Linked DNA regions of Mus musculus: region 1 is linked to region 2. A link is a contact called in ENCODE Hi-C or POLR2A ChIA-PET data. All regions are on one chromosome and are shown on one strand. The core of a region is the stretch at or near the end of the contact, and the rest is flanking DNA. Distances in the headings are between cores, read along the strand shown. Region 1 overlaps Tmem184b (transmembrane protein 184b). Region 2 holds the start of Pla2g6 (phospholipase A2, group VI).

The links. A loop is a pair of places that touch in the nucleus more often than their neighbours do. ChIA-PET counts read pairs that join two places held with the same protein, here RNA polymerase II (POLR2A).
Region 1: a map of heart shows a loop between it and region 2 (1.9-fold over the local background). The contact joins the enhancer-like site here to the promoter of Pla2g6 in region 2. A Hi-C loop is called at or near these places in 3 of 37 maps with a recorded cell type or tissue (heart and v-Abl transformed pro-B cells). POLR2A ChIA-PET finds 5 or more read pairs at or near these places in 3 of 5 experiments (Patski and embryonic stem cell).

Annotation. Positions count from the first base shown.
Region 1 is chr15:79,361,977-79,369,346 of GRCm38, forward strand. It overlaps Tmem184b (transmembrane protein 184b), which reads right to left. Exons shown (of 9, transcript NM_172608.1): 6 at 4,611-4,702; 7 at 3,811-3,980; 8 at 3,309-3,503; 9 at 1-909. The coding sequence ends at 668. Among named protein-coding and RNA genes, the nearest start is that of Mir1943, 9.6 kb to the right of the region's middle. Within about 2 kb of position 2,380, at least 1 of the 3 ENCODE cell types and tissues checked has a DNase peak (open chromatin) inside an H3K27ac peak, as active enhancers do; it is heart, where a contact is called at or near this core.
Region 2 is chr15:79,326,082-79,332,924 of GRCm38, forward strand. Pla2g6 (phospholipase A2, group VI) reads right to left here and starts at 2,290. Exons shown (of 17, transcript NM_001199023.1): 1 at 1,554-2,290.

The DNA of each region.
Region 1 (7,370 bases), core at 1,130-3,629, 36 kb after region 2:
CCCCCAACTATCAAGAACTGGACCCAAGTGAGAGGGCAGTGTGGGCTTCTGGCTGTCCTCAGCAGGCAGAGTGGCCACAGTGAGGACACCCAAGGATCCAGAGCCCCACATGTCACCAAAGGGCCCATAGGCACAAGGCATCCTTCCTAAGTGGGCCCTGAGGCTCCTGGGGGCTGGCTCTGGTCCTTGCAGCATGCCAGACAGGCCTAGGTTGGGAGAGGGGGAGGGTCCACAGAGCATTCACGTCTCTACCTGCCCAGAATGTGACAAAACTCACACTGGACAAGGGTGACCAGGGAGAAGCGGGCAAAGGCCTGGGGAAAGACCAGGCTGGGTCTGGGTATTGCACGGTGTAGGGTGGGCTGGGCCTGACAGCTCGGCAGATATCTTGTTGGGGAGGGGGCTTAGGATGCAGCTTCTGGCCAACACACGGTACAGGATGAGTCGCAGAGATGTGACAGCTACAGCCGCTGTCCTCTGCCCCTGCCCCAGCTAGTGCAGGGCTGGCCAGGGAGAAATATTCCTGAGGCCTGTTCCTCTGGAAGTGATATGCGAGTTTCTGGTCCAATAAATAAAAGGGCAGCAGCCATGCTGTGCTGGTTGCTCTGCTCCCCAGCCTGGCTGGGGGCTGGGGGAAGCACCTCTCCTTCCCCTCCAGGGCCCACACTTAGAACTCATCATCAGAGCTGAGCAGCAGAGTCTTCTCATTGTCGCGTGCACCACTAAGGCTGTGGGAGCGGGAAAGGCTGTGCGTGCCGCCACGCCAGGTGGGCCCGGGCTCCAGAGTGGACTGCTGCGTGTACTGCTGGTAGGCTGGCGAGAAGTTGTGGATGGCGTCCTGCACAATATCGTGTGGGTTCATGGTCTCTTTGAGGCTGCTGGAGATGCTCTTCATGGGGGCGCAGCGGCCTGAGGGGAGGGCGGAGGGGGGGGCACATGAGGCCGGAGTGGGAGGAGGAAGACTTGGTCAGTCCCTGCCCCTACTCCTGGGACAGACCCCACCCCAGTGCTCCTGGGACATGAAAGGGACAGGACACCAAGGCTGCTGCTGACCAGGAGAGACCTGGGGAGCTGTGAAGGAAGCTAGGACAAAGGGGCAGAACATAGCACTCAGGGAGGAGAAGACAGGGCAGGACGGGAAAGCTGCAGGCAGTCACTTGGCCCACCAAGCTCTAGTGCTAGGCTGTGACCCCTAGCCTGGGATGGCTGCTGAACCAGGTCTCAGGTACAGTAGCAGGCTGGCCTGTTGGCTGTCCCTCCCAGAGGGCAGGAACTCGCTACCTTGACTTGCTTCTAACTCATCCACCTGTGCCCCACAGCATCAGGGTAGGACTGGGGACACAGTGTAGGCCACCAAGCCCAGCTGGAGCGATGAGCTCAACACTGGGCCCAGGCCGTGAATGGGACTCATACTCTCTCAGAAACACTACTAAATGCCCCTCCTGTTACTTTAGGGGCACTGTGTTCCAGAACCGAGCAGAGTGTACTTCAAAACCAGAGAATGGAACGAAGGCAGCCAAGCTCTGCAAAGGCAGCTCTCTCAGTCAGGTGCTCGGGGCTCTCACCTAGGAGTGCCAGCTTGGAGGAGTGGGTACACGCGGGGCTACAAAAAGGCATGCCAGTGACGGGAGCAGACTGACGTGCAGGACAGACGTGCAGACAGAGCAGAGAGCAGACCTACCGTATGGGCCGTACGTCAGCACTACCCGAGGCCAAACCCAGGGCAAATGCAGAGGAAAGGGGCAGGGAGAAAAGCCGGAGGGATAGAGAAGATAAGAGACAGCTGAGTGAAAAGGGCCTGCTCGCCCCAGGCCCAGTGACGCCCCCACCCATCCCCAGACACCCAGGCTGCCCCTGAAGGGCAGTGCTCGTGCTAATAGGGGTCACCCTGATGGCAGTGGAAGTTCCACCCCATATCTGAGGGCCCCTCTTCCCACTTCTCCTAGGTCTGCTGGAGCTATGCCTACAGGGAGCTCTGTGTCTTACAAAACTCACTCCAATGTATAGTGCTAGAAATCAAGGCTCAGAGACGATCACAGAGAGTGTTCACCCCAGCCTAATCTGAGTGCCATGGTTAGGAGAATGGACAACAGCCCGCAGCAGCAGCTTGTCCTGGGTGGGCTGTTTCTTCTAGGGTGGGTGCATCTATAGGGGAGGTCCTGCCTGAGGGAAGTACAGGGAACAGCCACCATGCCACCAGTAAAGTGCTCCTGCAGAGCCTCTAAGACACAACACCCCTCTGTGCAAACTAACCTGGCTTGCTTCTAGCAGCCTGGCTAACCAGGTTTAAGGGATATGGATAAAAGTTATCGGATCTTTCCCACTGGGGCCTAGCAGGAAGCGGGGTGGGGGTGGACCAACTAGCAACTCTCGGCAGAGCAGGGATGCCCTCAAGCACCAGGGTGGCGGCTAAAGCGCCATTGTGTCAGGGAGCACAGGCCTGCAGAGGCAGCTGAAGGTCACTCCCAACCGAGAACAGCAAAGGGGCTGGGCAGGGAGTCCTGTCTTGTGGGTCCCTAAGACTCCCCATGCCAACCACAGGGACCCATGGTGGGCACTGAGGCTTGGGTAAGGGGTTTCTGGCCTGCAGCCATGACGTAAAGCTGACAGCAACTAGATGGCGGTGGGCAGGTACTTTAGTCAGGAGGCCTCCCTTTCCTGTCCCTGCTGTCTCTCACCGGATGGCAGCCTCAGGCATTCCCCTCAGGAACAAGCCTTCTACACACCTGGCCCACTGCTTCTCCAGACACCCGCACGGGCCAATCACAGAGGTGCCCAGGTTGGCCCTACCCACCAAGATCTTTCTAGGGCTCCTGTGGACACCAGGGCTATGGGATACTGCCTTAGCAACAAGGATTAGAGGCGTGAAGGGCCAGCGGCGGGCATGCCTTTGACCCTGCTTTTCACAGGGAAGTGGGGTTTCTGTGGTTTGCTCCTTGAAGACAGCTCAGCAGGCAGAAGACAGGTCAGAGCAGACGCTACTCAGTGGAGTTTGCTAGTCTCTGTCCCTACTTTTTTTTTTTCCTCAAACTCATAGTAACCCTCCTGCCTCAGCTTCCTGAATGCTGGGATTATAAGAATATACCTTTCTATACCATTTGTAGGTCTCTATGCTAGGACCTACATGGGTGAACTGAGCTTCTACAAGCTAACTAGGGGTCCCTCTGGATTCTGACAGCCCCGCTACTCTGACATCTTTAGCTCATCTTTCAGTATACTCAACCCTCACAAGATGCCGGGTGGTGGGGGTCTCTGGAGTTGGCCTCCTAAGACTGGGGTCATGCCCTGGGTAGGAACCTGGCTCATACCTTGAGCGTCCAGTCTCTTGTCAGCGTAGACCTTGTAGGTGAAGGCATGCCGCAGGGCCAAGGCCGCGAAGAACATCTCCACACAGATGATGAAGTCCTGGTAGCCGGCAGCCACGGTGCCCTCACCCACTGACACTCGCGCTGAGTTGATCTTGGGGATGGCCCCGCACTTCTCTAAGATGGCCAGCAGCATGCCTGTATAGGGAGAGCCACTGTCTGGTCACACGCCAGATCCCTTCCCATGCCCTGCAGTCATGCAGTGCCACCCAAACAGCCACACACCCCAGGGTACAATAGGGCTCATTTGCTCCTGGAGACACTGAGAACAGGAGTTTCCTGCAAGCTTCACCCCTCCCAAGTGCCCAGTGAGTTCCAGGCCAGGATCTTAAAGGACAGAACTCTGGCTGGAACCCACAGTTCTGGAAACATGAACCGAGTGGGAGATGGGACCAGGGTGGAAGCAGGCACTGGGGCTATGAGCACCAGGTGAGAGAAGGCCGACCTTGCCAGAAGGAGAGGAATATGACGGACTTGACCATGAAGAACTTGAGGACAGGGCTGTAGGGGCTGAGCAGCTCCCTTGTGGCAAAGTAGAAGAGGAAGAGCGCATATAGGGCCAGGCTGACGGAGATGTTGTAGATGATGGTCACGTAGAGGTACCCACTGGTGACACTGTGGGGAGGCATGTGTGGCTGGGACCAGCTCTGTGAGGGCAAGCTGCCCCCTCCTCCACCCTGCCCACAACCTGCTCCCATAGGTCACAGCTGTGCTCTCCAGTAAGGTACAATGACCCCCTGGAGGGAGGGGACAGGGGATGGGGACAGAGTGGGAATGGAGTGCAGAGGTGCTGCCAGCAGGCCAGCCTGCCATTACCGCTTCTCCCACTCACATGGAGGCCCTGCTCTGAGTCCACTCCTTATGGAGGACACTAGAGAGAAGCTGGGGCTATGCTGGAGGTGACAAGTGTCACAGTGGGCAAACTGATCTTGGTGGACTCATCTGCCTAGGTGGGCTGTGGTACAGGTTACAGGCAAGATCTCAGAGCACAGGGTCGAGTGTAAGGTGCCTTCACTAACCCACAGGTGAAAAGATGTGGCTGGTTTACATAGTGGGGCCTTTACATCAGGGTCTGAGGACTGCTTCCCAGGGCTCCTTTCAGAACCTGCCTTAGAGCAGCCACCACCTTCTGAGACTCACCCAGGGCCCATGCAATTTAGGGAGACCACAGTGGGCTGTCAAGGTAGGGTACCCATTTGTATGCCAATATTCCACCCACAGATCCCAGGGAGGACCCCTGCTTACTCAAAGTCTCCGTCCCGGTACTTGCCAAAGGCCTGGAGTATAACGGTGCTGACGGCCATGAGTGGCTTCACCACACAGAACTGCAGGGTGGCCTGTTGGGGAGACAGATGAGGCAGGATAAGTAGGGGTGCTCCGCTTCAGCACCTGCTCTGGCAGCTGGGCCTATGCTGGCTGCTAGGAAGGAGGAAGCAACTGCCTAGGGGGAGGCCAAATGTGTAAGGAGACAAGAGGATGCTGGGGATTCAAAGACTAGGACCCAGGGGACCAGGAGCAGAAGACATCTCAGAGAGAGCTCAGAGGATGAGAGGCCTTCAGGAAGATGGCAAGGCCAGGATCCAGCCAAAGGGAGCAGCTCCAAGCCAATCACACAGACACACACACACAGAGTAAACAAACAAATAAACTAACGGGAGCCTTTCATTCGTATAGAGGCTTGCTCAGGGCAGAATGTGAACAAGGAAAGGGGGGGGGAGCAGGTCAGGATACAGCAGCAGGGAGGGAGGTGGTTCTGGGCAAGAGGCTCGATAAGGAACACCTGGCCCACACAGGGAGCGCAAGGACCTCCATCATCTTCTTCTTTTTTTTTTTTTTTTCCGAGACAGGGTTTCTCTGTGTAGCCCTGGCTATCCTGGAACTCACTCGTAGACCAGGCTGGCCTCGAACTCAGAAATCCGTCTGCCTCTGCCTTCCAAGTGCTGGGATTAAAGGTGTGCGCCACCACCGCCCGGCCGGGCCTCCATCTTCTCATCCTCCCCAGCTGCTTCCTTGCCCACACCCTGGCCTGGGACAGGGATTCTGTGGAGCTGGGGTCTGAGTAGGCTGGAGAAAGCCTCCAGGAACAGCAAGTGAGGACAGGACACCCCTTTAATATGCATGCTCCCCAAAAGGTACATGGGAATCCAGGCCTGGCTGACTATCCACTGTGGTCTCTGAGTGGCAGCCATCGGGCTGAATGTTAAATACCCCGTGTCCACAGCACATCAGAGTTAGCCGCAGTGTCCTCCTGCCGAGGCTACCTATTCTACACACAGTCAGGCTTTTTCAAACTTGCTCAAATGCGGGAGGATACTAAGCCAGCTCTGCAGTTTCTGTAATCCAGTGGGGTGTCCGTGTCACCCGCAGACTCACACTGACCTCAAGGCCATCATCCTCAGCCAGAAGCCCTGAGTGAAGGAGAGGCGGCAGGCACACGGCATGGCCAGTATGGCTCTGGCTAGGCCCAGAGGCAGAGGCTGAAAGCAGAAGGACTGCCCGGGAACACATCTCCACTGAGGAGCACGGCACAGGCAGGGCTGTGCGCTGCTATCAGAAAGCCCCAACAGAAGCCCTGGGCTGCAAACCTTCACCAGAGGCAGTGTGCGGAAGGGAGAAAAGCAGGGGTTCACACCAAGGTGCCCAGGGAGCTGGTGGGGCTGCTCCCTGTAGGGAACTTTTATCAGCTCAGTCACACACAAGGAAACTGAGGCAGGCAGATGCAGCAACGGCGCCTAAGCCAACAGGCTCCAGAACCTTTGTCCAGCTATACCATGGGTGGGTGTCTGAGGGCCACAGTCTAGGGGAGAAGTCAAAATTATGTGTCAGCCCCAGAGCGGGCAGTCTTTTCTAGAGCTCTGTTGAGTTGGGGGGTTAGGGGTCACTGACCTGAGAATCCCTGCTCCCCTCCCTTCCTCTGTCACCTAACCCCCGCCCCTTATGTCTCCTCATAGGAACAGAACCCAGGAAAACACACACACACACACACACACACACACACACGAGGGAAGTGCTTTTCCATCACATTGTAGCCCAGGAATTTCCCCTTTTAACAAATGTGCCAAAAGACTCAGACACTGGGCTCTGGGCCGGAGGACATCCTGGCCCACCCTGTGGTGCTGGAATGAAGACAGGACTGTGTAAACAGGGGTGGCGCAGGGGTCGGGCGCCTCCACATGCTCCTTCACTCCTGCCTTCACCGCCACGGTGAAGTTCAACATTGGGGGCCCCAGAGTCCTGGGAGGGGAATGGTCTGTACCTGGTGGCGGTGAGGCCAACTGTGTTCTCTGTTCTGCTCTTGAGAGCAAACCTTTGAGGACAATGTCATGATCAAACGCGGCCATGAGTCACAGCTGGGCCTGGACTGGGTGGCTGAACTACACAAACAAAGGCTAGGCAAGCCCCACCCTGGACCAGAACAGCGTTAACCCCTTCCGGACCACTCCACGGGAGAGACCGTGAGGCTCCCTCTAGGAGAGGCTCCCTCTGGGAGAGGCAGAACTGAAGCTCGGACATGTCCACTGCCAGGCTGTTGTGCAGGTAGCCGTGCTGTGGCCCTGAGCCCTGTACAGAGGCCAACAAGAGGGACAGACTGTAGTGCCCTTGGCGGGGAGGTGAGGGTGGGGGGGACCTTTCTCTCTGACTACCTGGCCATGTTGGAGGCTAACAGAGGCCTGCAGAGGCCAAGGGCAGTCATGAAGTCTGGGTGTGGCACCCCTAGATACTATCTCCCTAGATGAGACAGAGCTGTGCTAAGGACTACATCCTCTGCCTCATCTGCTCCCTTCAGTCACCTCCTGAGGTAAGTATTGCCACCTCCATTTTATAGAAGGACAAACAAGCTTAGAGAGGTTAAACAAACGATGAGGTCACACAGGCAGAGAAGCTGCAAGTCCAACTGTAGCCAGGAAGTGGTGACCAAGGAGACCAGCAGCCATGACGCTGTGACTGGAACGTGGGAGAGGGCAGGCGCTGCGCAGTCTGGTCTGCTCGGTGTCTCTCATGCAG
Region 2 (6,843 bases), core at 1,040-3,539:
CTCTACACAGGCCACACTTATTCATGTGTACACACACATACACACACACACACACACACACACACACACACACACACACACACACACGTAAACTCAGTGCTCAGGAGGCAATTCCTTCCAGGATATTCTTAGTTATATCATTCTATTGGATGCCTTGGAAATCCCTCTTAAGCATGCCACCATAATTACATTTAACAAGACAAGCAACCCCTAGGGAGGGGAAATGCTGTAAGCCAACAGAAGGAGCCCTTAGACAACATGACAGTCTCATGGCAGTCTCATGGCTGGTGTCACACTGTAGGGCACAGGTCCCCTGACTTCCTACAGGGTGCAGGAGGAAAGGCATCTGCCCCATGAGCAATTGGATTCAGCAACACGCCACACTGAACAGTGTCTGCCATGGTCCCTTGGGCATAGCTGCCTGGGGCGGGTCACTGCCACTGCCCTCAAAGCTGGAGAGATTCCAGGAAGTTAAGAGCACTTGATACTCCTGAAGAGGACTCGGGCTCAGCTTCCAGTACCTACACGGCAACCCACACCTTCTTTAAAAAAAAAAAAGATTTATTTTTTATTTTATGTATGTGAGTACACTGTCACCGACTTCAGACGCACCAGAAGAGGACATCAAATTCCATTACAGATGGTTGTGAGCCACCATGTGGTTGCTGGGAATTGAACTCAGGACCTATGGAAGAGCAGTCAATGCTCTTAACTGCTGAGCCATCTCTCCAGCCCCCACAAGTCCTTTAATTCCAGATCCGAGTGAATTCAGCATGCATGGAGTGTACTTACATAGATCCGGGAAAAACATTCATATGTATAAAATAAAAATAATTTAAAAAAATAAATAAACTGGGGACTCTCTACAGTGAAAACCTAGCCCCAAAGGTATTAGCATGACCCTGGCAAAGGAGGTCACTGGCCTCCCTTCCCCAGGCTAAGCAGGAACAGCGGGCGGGCGCTAGCTACATCAATATTTGCTCAGTGGAAAGGGAGCAGAGAATAAAGGTAACAGAAATAAAAGCGCCTGGTTGTCAGGGTGATTAATAAACACTGAAAACATGAACAAAGGGGAATGCTCTCCCTTTGGTCCTCTCTCTCCCTATCCCCCAGCCCTTTCCATCCTGCCTATGAAACAACAGCAAAGCAGGGAGCTTGTACAGGGCCACACTGGTCACCAAGCCTTGTCTTCTACATCTTCTCATTCAAATACTGAGCCTCGTGGCAGTCACTAATGTGGGCAGAAAATTCAGTCCTATCTGGCACAGTGAGAAAACAGACAAGAACAGAGCATGGCCTCCAAGCTCCAGAACCACGTGAAGGCAGAGACCAGAACAAAACACTGCACTAGTCTAAGGGTGGAGCTTCAACGAGGCCAAACCAAACCTGCCCAATCCTGTCGGGCTGGCAAGAGGGCAGGTGGGGGAACTTTAGAGGAAGGATTGGTATTTGTTTGCGATCATGTGAACTGCCCATTAAAAATACAGGCAGAGATCCATAAACCCTTGTGCCCTCCCAGTCGCACTCACACCCAAATCCCTAGTCACAGTCACCTGGGTCACAGGCTCCTAGTCGCCAGCTTCCAGGTCATCGGAGGGAGCTGGAGGTGAACCCAGGATTGGAGGCTAGAGAACTGGGAAAAACACACGGGGGAGCAAATGGAAACCGGAGGCACAAGAGAAGATAAGCAGGGAGTTAGAAATGGGGGCTCAGGGGTTGGGCACAAAGGGACGGACGCAGGAAGCAGGTGGCGTGGGGGAAATCGGGCAATGAGGCAGAAAACCAGGAGCACTCAGAAGCGCAGAGAGAGGAGCTGGGGACAGTGGACAGTCCAGGGTGAAAGTCGGGCAATGAATTGGGAGAAGGGTTGATTTTGGAAGTTGGGAAACTGAGGGCGGCAACGGAGAAGAATGCGGTCACCGGATGGGAGTTGGGGACGCCAGGGGATGAAAGGACAGAAGCCGGGAGCACTCAAGGAGGCCAGATAGGAGTTAACGGAGGACATGCCTCAGAGTCGCAGACACGAGGCCGGTCCTAAGCAGGGTCCAGGTGACGACATTCAAGACAGGGGCACCAGGAGGTTTGGGAAAGGGCCGTCAGGCCCCGCCCCCGCCGCGCCGTCACTCACCTCGGCTTACTCAGCACTTCTCAGCCCTCCTACTTCCGCAAACTGACGCGCCCCGCCCACGTGACGACACTACGGCTCTCCACCAATCCACCGAGCCCATGCCGCAGGCAGGCTGTGGCCCCGACCCCAAGCGTGGACCTCGCACGCGGTCAGGCGCCGCCATCTTCTATAACTGCCCAATGGAAGCCGCTTCTGTTGCCAGGGGGCGGTCGGGCTTCTGACTGAAGCCAATTCTGCGTGGCTGATGGGGGCCATGCCTCGGGCGGGCGGAAGTTTCTCGTGAGGGCAGTTTGGCTGACGTGTTGATAAAGGGCAGGAGGCTGTTCCCGGCTCCCTTCGACCTCAAGGAATCCAGGGTGGCTCGGACTCTGAACTTTTCTGTTTCTGGCAACACATGAAGATAATAAGAAAGAAAATCAATAAAGCCACAGGATATAACCGGGAAGAGCCTGCTTTGATGTTGCCAGGTTCTCCCAAACCAAATTGCAAATAAAAATATGGAATTAACGGTTAGGTTGAAATAAGACAAAATAAAAAAAACTTTCAGGTGGGGAGGGAGGTAATACGCGCGCGCATATGTGTGGTGGGTGGTGGCCAACATAGGGTTTCTGTAGACCAAGCTGGCTATGAACTCAGATTGCCTGGTGTGTGCCACAAGCTTTTTTTTTTTTTTTTTTTTTTTTTTTTTTTTTTTGAGATAGGGTCTCCCACTGAATCTGGAGCTCCCCCACTGGGTTAGCCTAGCTGGCTATGGAACTCCAGGAGGCTTCTTGTTTCCTCTTTCCCAGCTTTGAAGTTTAAAACATTTACCTTTTTCCGTGGGTGCTGGGTATCGAACTCAGATCATTGTGACAACTTCACAAGCACTTTTCCTACTGAGGTATCTAACCAGCCCCCGAACAAGCCTAGTGGCAAGTGATAAAACTGTATTTGTTGCCTACCAACTCTACCTCAAGATGCCAGGCAATTCTGGGTGTGGTTATTGCACACGTACAATCTCAACATTTGGATGCTGGATCAGGAGTTCAAACCCAGCCACAACTAGTTCAGTTGAATCCCAACCTGGCACTCTGTCTCTCAATAAATAAATGAATGGATGTCTGGAGGAATCTTAGCACTTTTAGTAGGATTTTACTTGAATGACCTCTGTGAGGCTGAGAAGTAGCTGCGGTTGCGTCTGGGAATAGGTGATTGTCACTGAGAAGACTCAGACCTCATGCCTAACTATCATGGAATTCCAATAGATGGAATTAAAGTGAATAACGCGGGGGCTGGTGAGATGGTTCCTCGGTTAAGACCACTGGCTGTTCTTCCAGAGGTCCTGAGTTCAATTCCAGCAACCACATGGTAGCTCTCAACCATCTGTAATGGGATCTAGTGCCCTCTCCTGGCATGCAGGCATACATGCACACAGAGCACTCATACCATAAATAAATAAATAAATAGATAGATAGATAGATAGATAGGTAAATAGATAAATAAATAAATAAATAAATAAATAAATAAATAAATAGTGAATAAATACATGGTTGGTAATGCTGATTTTAAGGACTGCTGGAGAATAGCCAGGAGCCTGGGTTTGGTGACTCATTTACTTTGGACTAAGCTGCTCTCTTCCCCATCTCCAGTCTACCAGCTTCGGTTGAACCTTTACTTTCTTTTTTTTTTTTTTTTTTTTTTTTAAAGGAATTATTTATTTAATATACATGAGTACACTGTAGCTGACATAAGACACACCAGAAGAGGGCATCAAATCTCATTACAGATGGTTGTGAGCCACCATGTGGTTGCTGGGAATTGAACTCAGGACCTCTGGAAGCGGAGTCAGTGTCCTTAACCGCTGAGCCATCTCTCCAGCCCCGAACCTTTACTTTCTTAAATGAGCCTTGAGCTAGGGGCCTAGCGAGATCTCCCCAGGCTGTTCTCTGTCCTGATGCTCTTCTTAGTCTCTCCACAGACACAAATAGCCAGTTGCCAAGCAACCAGAGCAACCACCTTTCTAGGTTTAGTTAAGAACCTACCCAGGTTGCCAGGGGCGTTGGCATACACCTGTAAGCTTACCACTTGGGAAGGAAAAGAACGGTTTCACAAATTCAAAGCCAGCCTGGGCTACATAGCAAGACTTTTTCTGAAAAATACAAGTAAAAGATAAGTAAGAGGGGGGCATGTGGGGGTGGGGAAGGAATCAGGATGTAGAGTGGATACATTTTTTCTTTTTTTTTTTTTTTCTTTTTGGTTTTTCAAGACAGGGTTTCTCTGTGTAGCCCTGGCTATCCTGGAACTTACTCTGTAGACCAAGCTGGCCTTGAACTGCGCTGGGATTAAAGGCATGCGCCACCACCGCCTGGCTACAAGGGGACTTTTGAAGTTGGCCTAAATGTATTTTTCATTATGCTATGTTTAGGTATGGCCCCCAGAGACTCCTGTTTGAACAAGCCTATGGTGGACAGGGAGTGGAATGTGATGGTTTGCATATGCTCGTCCCAGGGAGTGGTCTTGTTAGAGGAAGTGTGTCACTGTGGGGATGGGCTTGGAGATCTTCCTCCTAGCTGCCTGCTGCTCAGTCTTCCTGGCTTCCTTTGGATGAAGATGTAGAACTCTCAGCTCCTCCTGCACCATGCCTGCCTGGATGCTGCTGTGCTCCTGCCTTGATGACAATGAACTGAACCTCTGAACCTATAACCAGTCCCAATTAAATGTTTTCATTTATAAGAGAAAAAAAAACAAATGCAGTAGTGAAAGGAGGTGTGCTTAAAGTCTTTGCTCGTGTTGCCCTAGCATAGCAGGGCAGTGGCTATGGGGCAGGCCCTGGAGACAGGGCCTCAGGAGCCACCTGCAACAACCTGAGAAATGGTCTTTTAGAGACCTGCATTGAAGCAAAACCAGTATTCTTGACTTTGCTACAGGAGAAAAAGGATTCAAAGTGAGCTATTGTGAAACAGAATCGGAGGCTGGGCAGTGGTGGCACACGCCTTTAATCCCAGCACTTGGGAGGCAGAGGCAGGTGGATTTCTGAGTTTGAGGCCAGCCTGGTTTACAGAGTGAGTTCCAGAAGAGCCCAGGCGACACAGAGAAATCATGTCTTGAAAAAAGAAAAAGAAAAAAAAAAAAAAAAAAAAAAAGAAACAGAATTGGGGTTTATTTGGAGGAAAATTTAGGGCAGTTCTGCATACATGTTGGGGAGAGAGAGCACACTTAATAACAGGATAGCAAAGCCAGGCATGGTGGCGCACGCCTTTAGGCCCAGCACTTGGGAGGAAGAGGCAAGTAGAACTCTGAGAGTTCAGGACTCCATAGTGAGACCTTGTGAAAGGAAAGGGAAACAGATAGAGGGGGGTACATAGTATACACACAAATACAGCTATAATTTCTCTCTCTCTTTTTAAGATTTACTTATTTTATATGACTACTCTGTCTCTGTCTTCAGACACACCAGAAGAGGGCATCAGATCCCATTACAGATGGTTGTGAGCCACCATGTGGCTGCTGGGGATTGAACTCGGGACCTCCAAAAGAGCAGTCAGTGGTCTTAACCGATGAGCCATCTCTCTCAGCCCTGGTAGTAATTTCTTAAGTGAGAGCTGCTCCCAAGTGTCCTAGCACCTATAGCGTTTTTTCTGTGTGTGATCATGTGTGCCTGCACAGGAGTGCTAGTGAACAACTGTAGATTCCAGAAGACAGCCTTGGCTGTCAGTCCCCCATTTCCACCTTTAAAGATTGCTCTCAGGACTGTAAAGACAGCTCATTGAGGCAGTTATGGGCTCCTGCTATACACTTCCAGAGGACCACGCCACACCAGCCTCCTCACAACCGCCTGCAACTGCAGCTCAGGGGAGTCCTGCTTCTTTTCCTCTGTAAGCCCCTGCCCTCATATCTATACACAGTACCTAGTAAAAAGAACATAAATAAATCCTTTTTTAACTTCTCTCAGGGGATAATGAGATGGCTCTGTGGTTAAGAGCACTGTCTGTTCTTCCAGAGGTCCTGAGTTCAATTCCCAGCAACCACATGGCACTCACAACCACCTATAATAGGATTTGATGCCCTCTTCTGGCAAGCAGGTATACATGCAGATAGAGTATCATACAGAAAATACAAAAATAAATAGTATTTTAAGAACTGTTTGTTTTCCACTGTATGTGCCAGGCTAACTGGCTTGTAAGCTTTCAAAGATTGTCCTGGCTCCTCCACTAATCACAGTGCAGGAGGGCTGGGACTACAGAGGAGCTTTTAAAGACTTTAGGGACCTGAGCTCAGGGCCTCAGAACTTGCACGGCTCCCACTGAAGTTTGTCTTTTTTATGAATGGAATCTTAGGATGGCTCTGCAGAAACCTTGGACAGGTTTGCAACCCCACAAAATAAAACCATGGGTCAAAAGAGTTTTTGTGAGAGTTCATATTCTGTCATGTAGCCTTAAGCTTTAAGCAGGATTAATTGCTATCACTGAATGGAATACTACTACTACTACTAATAAAAAAGAAACCAGGCAGTGGTGGTGCACACCTTTAATCCCAGCACTTGGGAGGCAGAGGCAGGCAGATTTCTGAGTTCGAGGCTAGCCTGGTCTACAGAGTGAGTTCCAGGACAGCCAGGGCTACACAGAGAAACACTGTCTCGAAAAACCAAATAAATAAATAAATAAATAAATAAATAAATAAAATGAAATAAAGAAATAAAGGGAAGGATATGACTGTCCCCTCAGTATGGTGGAGGA